2 separate regions of the Homo sapiens genome follow, and region 2 is linked to region 1. Evidence: read pairs that join two places in POLR2A ChIA-PET (ENCODE). Cell type or tissue: OCI-LY7. All regions are shown on one strand. Each heading gives the region's core, and the rest is flanking DNA. Links, peaks and the distances in the headings are about the cores only. Region 1 has its middle 16 kb from the start of TRIM25. Region 2 overlaps SCPEP1 (serine carboxypeptidase 1).

The links. ChIA-PET counts read pairs that join two places held together with the same protein. Peaks named below come from ENCODE experiments on the same cell type or tissue, not always from the same donor. Only the 100,000 strongest peaks of a DNase experiment are listed, where the experiment ranks them.
Region 2: POLR2A ChIA-PET joins it to region 1 with 5 read pairs; 7 of 35 experiments call an interaction of 5 or more read pairs at or near these places.

Annotation. Positions count from the first base shown.
Region 1 is chr17:56,927,927-56,932,325 of GRCh38, reverse strand. No RefSeq gene overlaps it. Among named protein-coding and RNA genes, the nearest start is that of TRIM25, 16 kb to the right of the region's middle. In OCI-LY7, for the core only: no CTCF peak of the experiment used is centred there; a DNase peak (open chromatin) is centred at 2,785.
Region 2 is chr17:56,991,020-56,995,418 of GRCh38, reverse strand. It overlaps SCPEP1 (serine carboxypeptidase 1), which reads right to left. Exons shown (of 13, transcript NM_021626.3): 6 at 4,248-4,320; 7 at 401-438. Among named protein-coding and RNA genes, the nearest start is that of SCPEP1, 15 kb to the right of the region's middle. In OCI-LY7, for the core only: no CTCF peak of the experiment used is centred there; no DNase peak of the experiment used is centred there.

The DNA of each region.
Region 1 (4,399 bases), core at 305-4,304:
GGTTGAGGCTGCAGTGAGCTGTCACCATGTCACTGCACTTCAGCCTGAGTGACAAGAGTGAGACTTTTTCCAAAAAAAAAAAAAGGCTCCTGATGTAGGATATGGATAAAAATGTTCTGGAAGGACATGCATGAAACGTAATAATAGTCACTGACTGCTCTGCAGAGGGACTGATGGGTAAGGAGCTGCTGCTTTTTTTTTTTTGAGACATCCGGGCTGGAGTGCAGTGGCACTATCTCGGCTCACTGCAACCTCTGCCTCCCAGGTTCATGCGATTCTCCTGCCTCAGCCTCCTGAATAGCTAAGATTACAGGCATGCACCACCACGCTTGACTAATTTTTGTATTTTTAGTAGAAATAGGGTTTCACCACATTGGCCAGGCTGGTCATGAACTCTTGACCTCAAGTGGTCCACACGCCTCAGCCTCCCAAAGTGCTGGAATTACAGGCAAGAGCCACTGTGCCTGGCCATACAACTTTACAAAAGCACAGCTTAGTTTTTATTGACTCCAAATTATGAAAAATGGGGAAAAAGGAAAAATAATGGAAACATTATTTTGAAGAGTTGTAGCTAAGAAAAATTAGAATTCAGTCCAAACTGTAAAAAATAATAAAAATGAAAAATATTAGGCAAGATTAGAATCTAGCAACATGTGTACTATAGTTTTTGAAACAATTTTTCTCTCTCCAGTTTCCCATTTTTACTAAAGACAGATCATTATGGGACTGATTTGCATTATTATACTTGGCCTAATTATTTGTATATAGTGCAGCAAGGATAATTTTTTTTTACATAGGCTTTTAAATTGGCTTTGATGGAACTTTGTTCCATAGAAGGAATCTCAGATAAGACTTTTTAAAAGCTGAACGTGGCCATGGATTTGTACCATCAAATACCTATGAGTTGGGTGATTCCTCTCCTCTTGTGGTTCCAAGATAAACTTGGTGCTCCTGGGCCTGTCAGAAAGTGACATTCTTTACTTATCACAGGTCAGAAACCCTGTACAGGAACTGTAGACAAAGGTATGAGGCCAGTTTTTCCAAGGGGTTCCTACTGGCTCTATAAGTCAAGTTTGATTCCTTAAAGCACACCATTCCAGTCAAAGCCTTAGTAAAATAACTAGTTTCTCCAGTTGTGTCCTGTTACAAATTAAAACAGATTCTTATTGCACTTATGCAAATAACTGTATTGTCATAAGTTAAGAACACTCACAGTTTCCAAATTATGTAGAAATCAGGTAGAGAGAAACAAATAGACTCCAAATTTTGTTCATGGGTGCATACTCAATTGTTAAAAGCTGTAAATAGCTTAAAAGAAAAGTTTTCTTCATTCTGAAAAACGAAACAAAGGATCAGCAACACTTTAAGCAAAAAGTTAAAAAGATTACTTCAGACTTCTATTAGTTTAGTCTATGCAGTGAATTCCTGTTCTGCGTGATATTCATGAACATTTAAGCTCTCCATGAGTACTGAAAGTTTTTCCTTAATTCTGATGTCACAATCTCCAAAGTTATCAGAAACCTGCATTCAAGAGCACCTATTAGAGTTTTATAGCTGATTATAAAACCACCTTCTAAAGAGGACCAAAACAAGACAAAAATTGTCTGTGGATGACAAAAAGTTTTAGTGCAGCCATAGTCAAAGACACAATTGACAGGAAATCTGTCACTTCTGTGGCACGTAATACTTTAATGTAACAATTATTACTGATAACATACATTAAGTCATATCAGTATTATAGGAGTTTCCCATAATTTTGGAACATATATGACTAACATATTTATACAAATACAGCCCAAAGAAAACCAAACACCATTTCATATTTGTCAATGCTTCCTGTATAATTTTTATACCAAGTAAGCCAAATATGTCATTTTTGGACTTTAGGGAACCTATTAATATCTTAAAGAGTTACTTAGGTCAGAAAGAGATAATTTATCATTTAATTTTGGAAACTTTGTCAAATACCAAAAGTTTAAAACACTTGATATTACAAAATAGGATCCCAGGCCATTGTAAAATAAGTCATTCATTTAACCAAAGTAATAATTCAAAGATTTTTTAAAAAGGCAAAAACCTTCATTCTTTGAGACAGGAGACTTAATTTTCCAAATGATAAGCCCTAATAAAAACGGCATGAAGACAATTAAATTTTTTTCCAAAATTTTATAAGCAATCTATAAAATTTTTATCTTGACCATAAGATATAACTTCCATAAACCTTTATAACCTTTAATAAGGAGTTGGTTAATGCTTCAAGAAAACCTTGTTAATTTGACACAGGGGCCCATATGCTGGTCTTGCATCAGTGTGCCTTTGACATTAATGATTAATTTATAGAGAAACTGAACTTATTTTATCTCTCAAAATCAGCCCTTACAATCTCACATGCCCACCTCTTCTGCAATAGTCCCTGGGCCTTGAGGAGTTGAATAGCTTTAATTTCTGGCCCTGTGTCTCAGGAATGCAGTTTGTTTTGATTAGCATCTTCTATTGGGCCTGAAGATGAGGCTTTAATTGCTGCCAGTATTTAAGATTTAGCAAGACTTGGTGTTCTTTTTGGACCCAGGAGTCAAAGCCCTGTAACTCAATGTCACAAGTACTTTAAAAGGGCATACAGAGAGATACACAGATGTAATAACCTTAATTTAAACAAATTTTATTCTCAATTTTTTCCCTAAGCAAACCAAAGCTTAATAATAATATGACAACTTGATCATATAAACTTTTTTTTGTTTTTATAAATCCTCTTATTGTGATTTATACAGACCATTCATGACATGCTTGGACTTTCTGGTTTGTCTTGAACATCCCTTTCTTAAACAACCAGTTATTTTACTTTAGGACTAAATTTACCACACAAGATTCTTTCTCATATGAAATTATTTCTCTTTAAGCTTTTTTAAATGATTACCAAAAAACCCTCTTTATTTTCATAACTTTCTTTACATCTCTCTTATTTCTTTGTTCCTTTTACCTTGTTTTATACATGACCTTTAAATAAACTTTAAATCAGATAAAAATTGTTCACCTTTTTTAAAAGGACACTTTTTTTTTTTTGAGATGGGGAGTTTTGCTCTTGTTGCCCAGGCTGGAGTGCAATGGCGTGATCCCTGCTCACCGCAACCTCCGCCTCCCGGGTTCAAGTGATTCTCCTGCCTCAGCCTCCCGGGTAGCTGGGATAACAGGCACCTGCCGCCACGCCCAGCTAATTGTTGTATTTTTAGTAGAGACAGGGTTTCACCATGTTTGCCAGGCTGGTCTTGAACTCCTGACCTCAGGTGATCCACCTGCCTCGGCCTCCCAAAGTGCTGGGATTACAGGTGTGAGCCACCCTGCCTGGCCAGGATACATTTTTTTAAATAGAAAGAATGTTTTCCTACAATATATTTTAATTGGAAAATACCCAAATAATGATATACCTATTATTTAATTTAACTTTAGATTCTAAATTATGACAAGTTTGTCTGCAAGTATTTATCCCATTACATTTATCTATTTTAATTGTTTACCCAGATTTATGAAAACTGCAATAGTCATCATTTAAAGTTATGAAACTTGCCATTGCAAAATTCTGAGACAGTGAAAAATATATGACCTAATGGACTCCATCTTGCTTCTAACCTCCAAGCTGTCCTTGTTCATTCCTGAACTTTGGGAGTAACTTAGTTTATAGTTTCACTTTGAAACGAAGATGATAACAGTCCTTTCCGAAAACACACCTTACTGCCTGTGGACTAGACCACCTAAAGCCACAAGATAGAAGTATGGTAATCTTATTAAATTCAAGATGCAGCTATTTTTATTAAATCAATGTCAGTGTCTTATTTATTAAAGACGACATGAGCAAAGGTCATTATGTTTTGGGCTGGCTTTATAGTTTTGTAACCCCCATGTCAAATTTTGACACCTTGTAGTATTTGGCAGGGATAAGTATGAAATTGCTTGGTCAATAAATGCAAACAAAAAGATGTATGCTGGCAATTCTTAAGACATTTCTAATATTAAATTACCAATAATTAAATTTATTTATTTATTTTTTGAGACGGAGTCTGGCTCTGTCGCCCAGGATGGAGTGCAGTGGTGCGATCTCGGCTCACTGCAGGCTCTGCCTCCCGCGTTCACGCCATCCTCCTGCCTCAGTCTCCCGAGTAGCTGGGACTACAGGTGCCCACCACCATGCCTGGCTAATTTTTTGTATTTTTAGTAGAGACGGGGTTTCACTGTGTTAGCCAGGATGGTCTCGATCTCCTGACCTTGTGATCTGCCCGCCTTGGCCTCCCAAAGTGCTGGGATTACAGACGTGAGCCACCGCGCCTGACCATTACCAATAATTTTAAAACTAGCTTATTTATTAAAGATTTTACTTGGCTGGGCACAGTGGCTCACGCCTGTAATC
Region 2 (4,399 bases), core at 161-4,160, 63 kb before region 1:
GGGGAAGGAAGGAGAACGGGAGCTCACATATCAAAGTGTATTGTTACAAGCCACATGTTTATTGGATGAAACACAGCAAATTGTTAACTGAACCTAAGTAGGTATTCACCGTGATCTTTCAACATTTCTGCATATTTGAAAATTTTTGTAATAAAAATTTAGGGCATTGGAAAAATGTGTTTCTTATATCTGGAAAAAAGTGATGTGTGCTGATTTTCTTTCAATTTGTCCCTGAGGCGAGCTCTTGCTTTGGGTCTCCAACTCTATGTGGATGACTAGTCCCTAAAAAGCAGTGTCAACCACATAGGCAAACTCATCCAGCATCTCTTTTCCTGGGGTCACAGCCAGAAGAGATCTGCTGGGCTGTTTGCCCAGAGGGTGCAGATGTGTATCTACTTACCATGCTGTACAGGTAAGGTCCCCAGGAGAGCACCGAATCTAAAGGAAATCACATATGTACAAATCAAGTATGTCATACCTCTGTCTTTCCAAAGACAAACCTACTGTCTTCTCTCTAAAGAAGAAAGAGACAGAAGCAAGAAACCCGGTGGCTTTGGATTGGAAGGCTCCTCAATTCACCTGTACCCATGCAGGAGGCGGGCTGATGTCTCAGTGTCTGGAAGGTGGGATAAGGGTGTGGGGGCCTTTCTGTTGACTCTTAAGACTAATGGCACATTAATTTGGCCTGATACTGGTCCAGCAAGTGAGTCATTGCCGATGACAGCATCCCCACAGGCAGGCTGTAGGTATGCAGGTGGAGGCTCTTATCTGTGGACCTCTAGGCCTTTTGACAGCTTAAAATATTTCCCCACCCTCACATTTCTGCTCTACATCTTATTTGCTCCTCCAGTTTGGAGATATTAGCTTCTGCCAAGGAGCTAAATAAGGAAGATGACTAATGAGTTTGCAACAGTGCAAATGGCTATATTGCCAATTGGCTTATTCCCATCCCACAAACATATTGAGAATTTACTAAGGGTCTAGAGGCAGCAAAAGCTTAAGATATAAATGTGAGTAACATAATGCCTGTCCTCAAAGAGAATAGTAGTTGACCTTGGTTTAGACAAGCTCACAACTATTAAATACTGTATCACTAGGTAAGACAAGTGCTATTGAAAGACACGCCAACAAAGAATCAAGGACCTCAACTTATAAAGCACATTTGAGTATGTCTCTCCTTAGCTTAAAAGTATTCAATGGCTCCTTAAGGCAAAGTGTCTCAAAGTAGGTTTCAAGTAGTCTTAGTTCTGCAGGAACTAAGTCCATGTTGCCCAGTCTGGTCTCGAACTTTTGGGCTCAAGCAATCTGCTCGCTTTGGTCTCCCAAAGTGCTAGGATTACAGATGTGAGCCACTACACCTGGCCTGGACTGGTATTCTTTTAGAGTACTCTCTGAGAAATGCAAGCACACCAGGACTTCCGTGGCCTAGCTGTTAATCACCTCCCGGGCTTAACCTTCAAACTTGTTTCTTAGTTTCTTAAAACACAGGATTGGCTGCAGTTCTCCAATGCATCCCACTTCCTGTTTGATCTGGGCCAGAGACTGGTAAACTTTCTGTAAAGGGACAGATAGTAAATAATTTTGGCCTGGTAGGCCAGCCTATCTCGGTTGAACTACTCCACTCTGTTCTTACAGCCTCCAAACAGCCATAGACAGTAAATTAACTTTTACCGGCTGGGTGCGGTGGCTCACGCCTGTAATCCCAGCACTTTGGGAGGCCGAGGTGGGCAGATCACCTGAGGTCAGGAGTTGGAGACCAGCCTGGCCAACATGGTGAAACCCCATCTCTACTAAAAATACCAAAAACATTAGCCAGGCGTAGTGGTGGGCACCTGTAATCCCAGCTATTCAGGAGGCTGAGACAGGAGAATTGCTTAAACCTGGGAGGCGGAGGTTGCAGTGAGCCGAGATCGTGCCACTGCACTCCAGTCTGGGCAACAAGAGCAAAACTCCATCTCAAAACAAACAAACAAAAACAAACAAACAACAAAAACTTATTTACCAGAGCAGGCGGCAGGGCAGACTTGACTCATGGGCCCTTGTTTACCAATCTTTGAAGTAGGCCTGCATTGTTCAATAGAACTTTCTACAGTAATGGAAGTGTTCTGTATCTGTGCAGTCCAAAATGCTAGCTAATAGCCACATGTGTCTATGGAGCACTTGGGTGTAGAGAGTGCCCCTGAAAAAATGAAATTGTATTTAAAAATTATAATTAAATTTATATAGTCACATGTGGCAAGTGGTTACCATACTGACATGGTCACATGGGCTTAGTGACAGTGCAGATCAAGACCTTCTTGAAGATCAGGAGCTTATCTGTGTATCTTTTCCTAGCACCTAGAACAGTATCTACTACCTAGCAAGCAATTAACAATTGTTCATGGAAATTAACAATACTTCTCCCTCAAAAACCAATGTTTCTGGGATAGAGGGGCAATACTTAAAGTGGATCTGGAAGGATGGATTACGATCCAGACAAACAGATTCATAAGGTAAAGTGGGTCACGGCAAGGAGAAAAAGGTAGATTCCAAACACAATGAATAACACTTGCAAAGCCAGGAAGCGAAACGTACTGATCTTGGAGAGACAATGTAGCAAGGTGGTTAGGTTGCTTGGATTCCAGTACCTGCTGCCTGGATTTGAATCCCAGTTCTACCATTTAGCTAGGTGACTCTAAGAAAGTTGCTTAACCTCTCTAAGTCTCAGTTTCATCATTTACAAAATTAGGATAATGATAGCATCCATCCCATGGAGTTGTTGTAAGGATTACATGAAGTTAGCACATGTAAAGTACTTAGTGCTACTGTGAAACTGAGGAGACCCCATGAGGAAGTGAGAGGGCCAGCATCATAATTTTGAGTCATAAACAACTCTTATCTGTGTTCCCAGTGAGGATGCTCAGTTATGAAACAGCACACCTCTGGGTTGCAAGACCTGATGGAGACTTTGTCTTGCCATCAACATGAACAAAAGAGCAGTATCTGACAAGAAACTCTCATGCTTCTCTAAGCTTCTGCAGTTTTATGATGTCCTACGAGATCCATCCAGGAAGGAAAGACAGATAAACGAATAGCAGCCCTCCTCTTCATGCTGACTCAGTTTTATGCTACTTCAGTCCTACCCTGCAGATGGCAAACATGAGGGCAAGAAATACTATTCCAAGTCGTAATGGTTATTGGGAATATGGCTCTGTAACAAGCAAATCCCTATCTTTTAGGGGTAAATATTACCTTTTATAAATGATTATTTTTAAAAAACTGAGCCATAATCACAAATCACAAGTGTACCTTCAGAAGAGTTTTGATGAATGCATATGCCCGTGTAACCACCCCCTGCAATCAAGATATATTTCCCTCATGTACCTTTCCTGCTTATTTCCCTCCTTTGCCCCTAGGCAGCCTCTCTTCTGATTTCTAACTCGATAGTTTGGTTTTGCCTGGGGAAATCACGTTTTGTTAGGTTAGAACAATGGTTCTCAATCAGGGATGGTTTTGTTCCCCAGGGAGACATTTCTGGTTGTCACACTGGAGCGGTGCTACTAGCATCTCCTGAGTAGAGGCCAAGGATGCTGCTGATAATATCCTACAATGCACAGGACAGCCTCCCACAAAAAGAACTATATGACCCACAATGTCAACAGTGCTGAGAAACCCTGTGTTAGAGTGAACGCCACCAGGATGATTGTTTCAGATGTCTGGGGCCACACCCTGGGTGTCTGCAACATAAACAACTCTTATTTATGCTCGCAACACGGATGCTCAATTACAAAACTGCACACTTCTGAGTTGCAAGACCAGACGATAACCTTGTCTTGCCATCAATATGCGTAACAGACGGGAATTTTACCCCAAACACTTATGTCAGCATCAGGGAAGTAGAGGGGGCAGGATGACAAAACAGATTTGCCTTTGTACTGAGCAGCACAGACCTGGATTTGAATCCTGACTAGGCCACTCATCCTACGTGGCAGATAGCACATTTCTTGACCTCTCTGAGTCTTCAGAATGCCTCCAATTGTAAAATTTGATCCTTTTGTTGTGATAATTAAATTAAGAAAACTCAGTTCAGCCCTTAGTGGTCCATGGTAGGCACTCTGTCTCTATATTTCTTGGATGTAGCAAACACTTTCTCTAAGGGCCCAGAACATTCTCCTGCTTAGCTCTTTGATCTGGACAACACAGCCCAAAGTCCCAGGAAAGGATGGGCAAAAGGGGAGTGAAAAAATGCCTGAAAATGCCACACTTACCAACAGGGGAGATCCAGGAATCACCCAAGGCAACCCCCGCAAAGTTGCACTTGATGGTCCCTCGCTGAATGGCCTGAAAGAGGAAACAAGAAACGTCCTCAGGCCAGGTGCAGTGGCTCACGCAGTAATCCCAACACTTTGGGAAGCTTAGG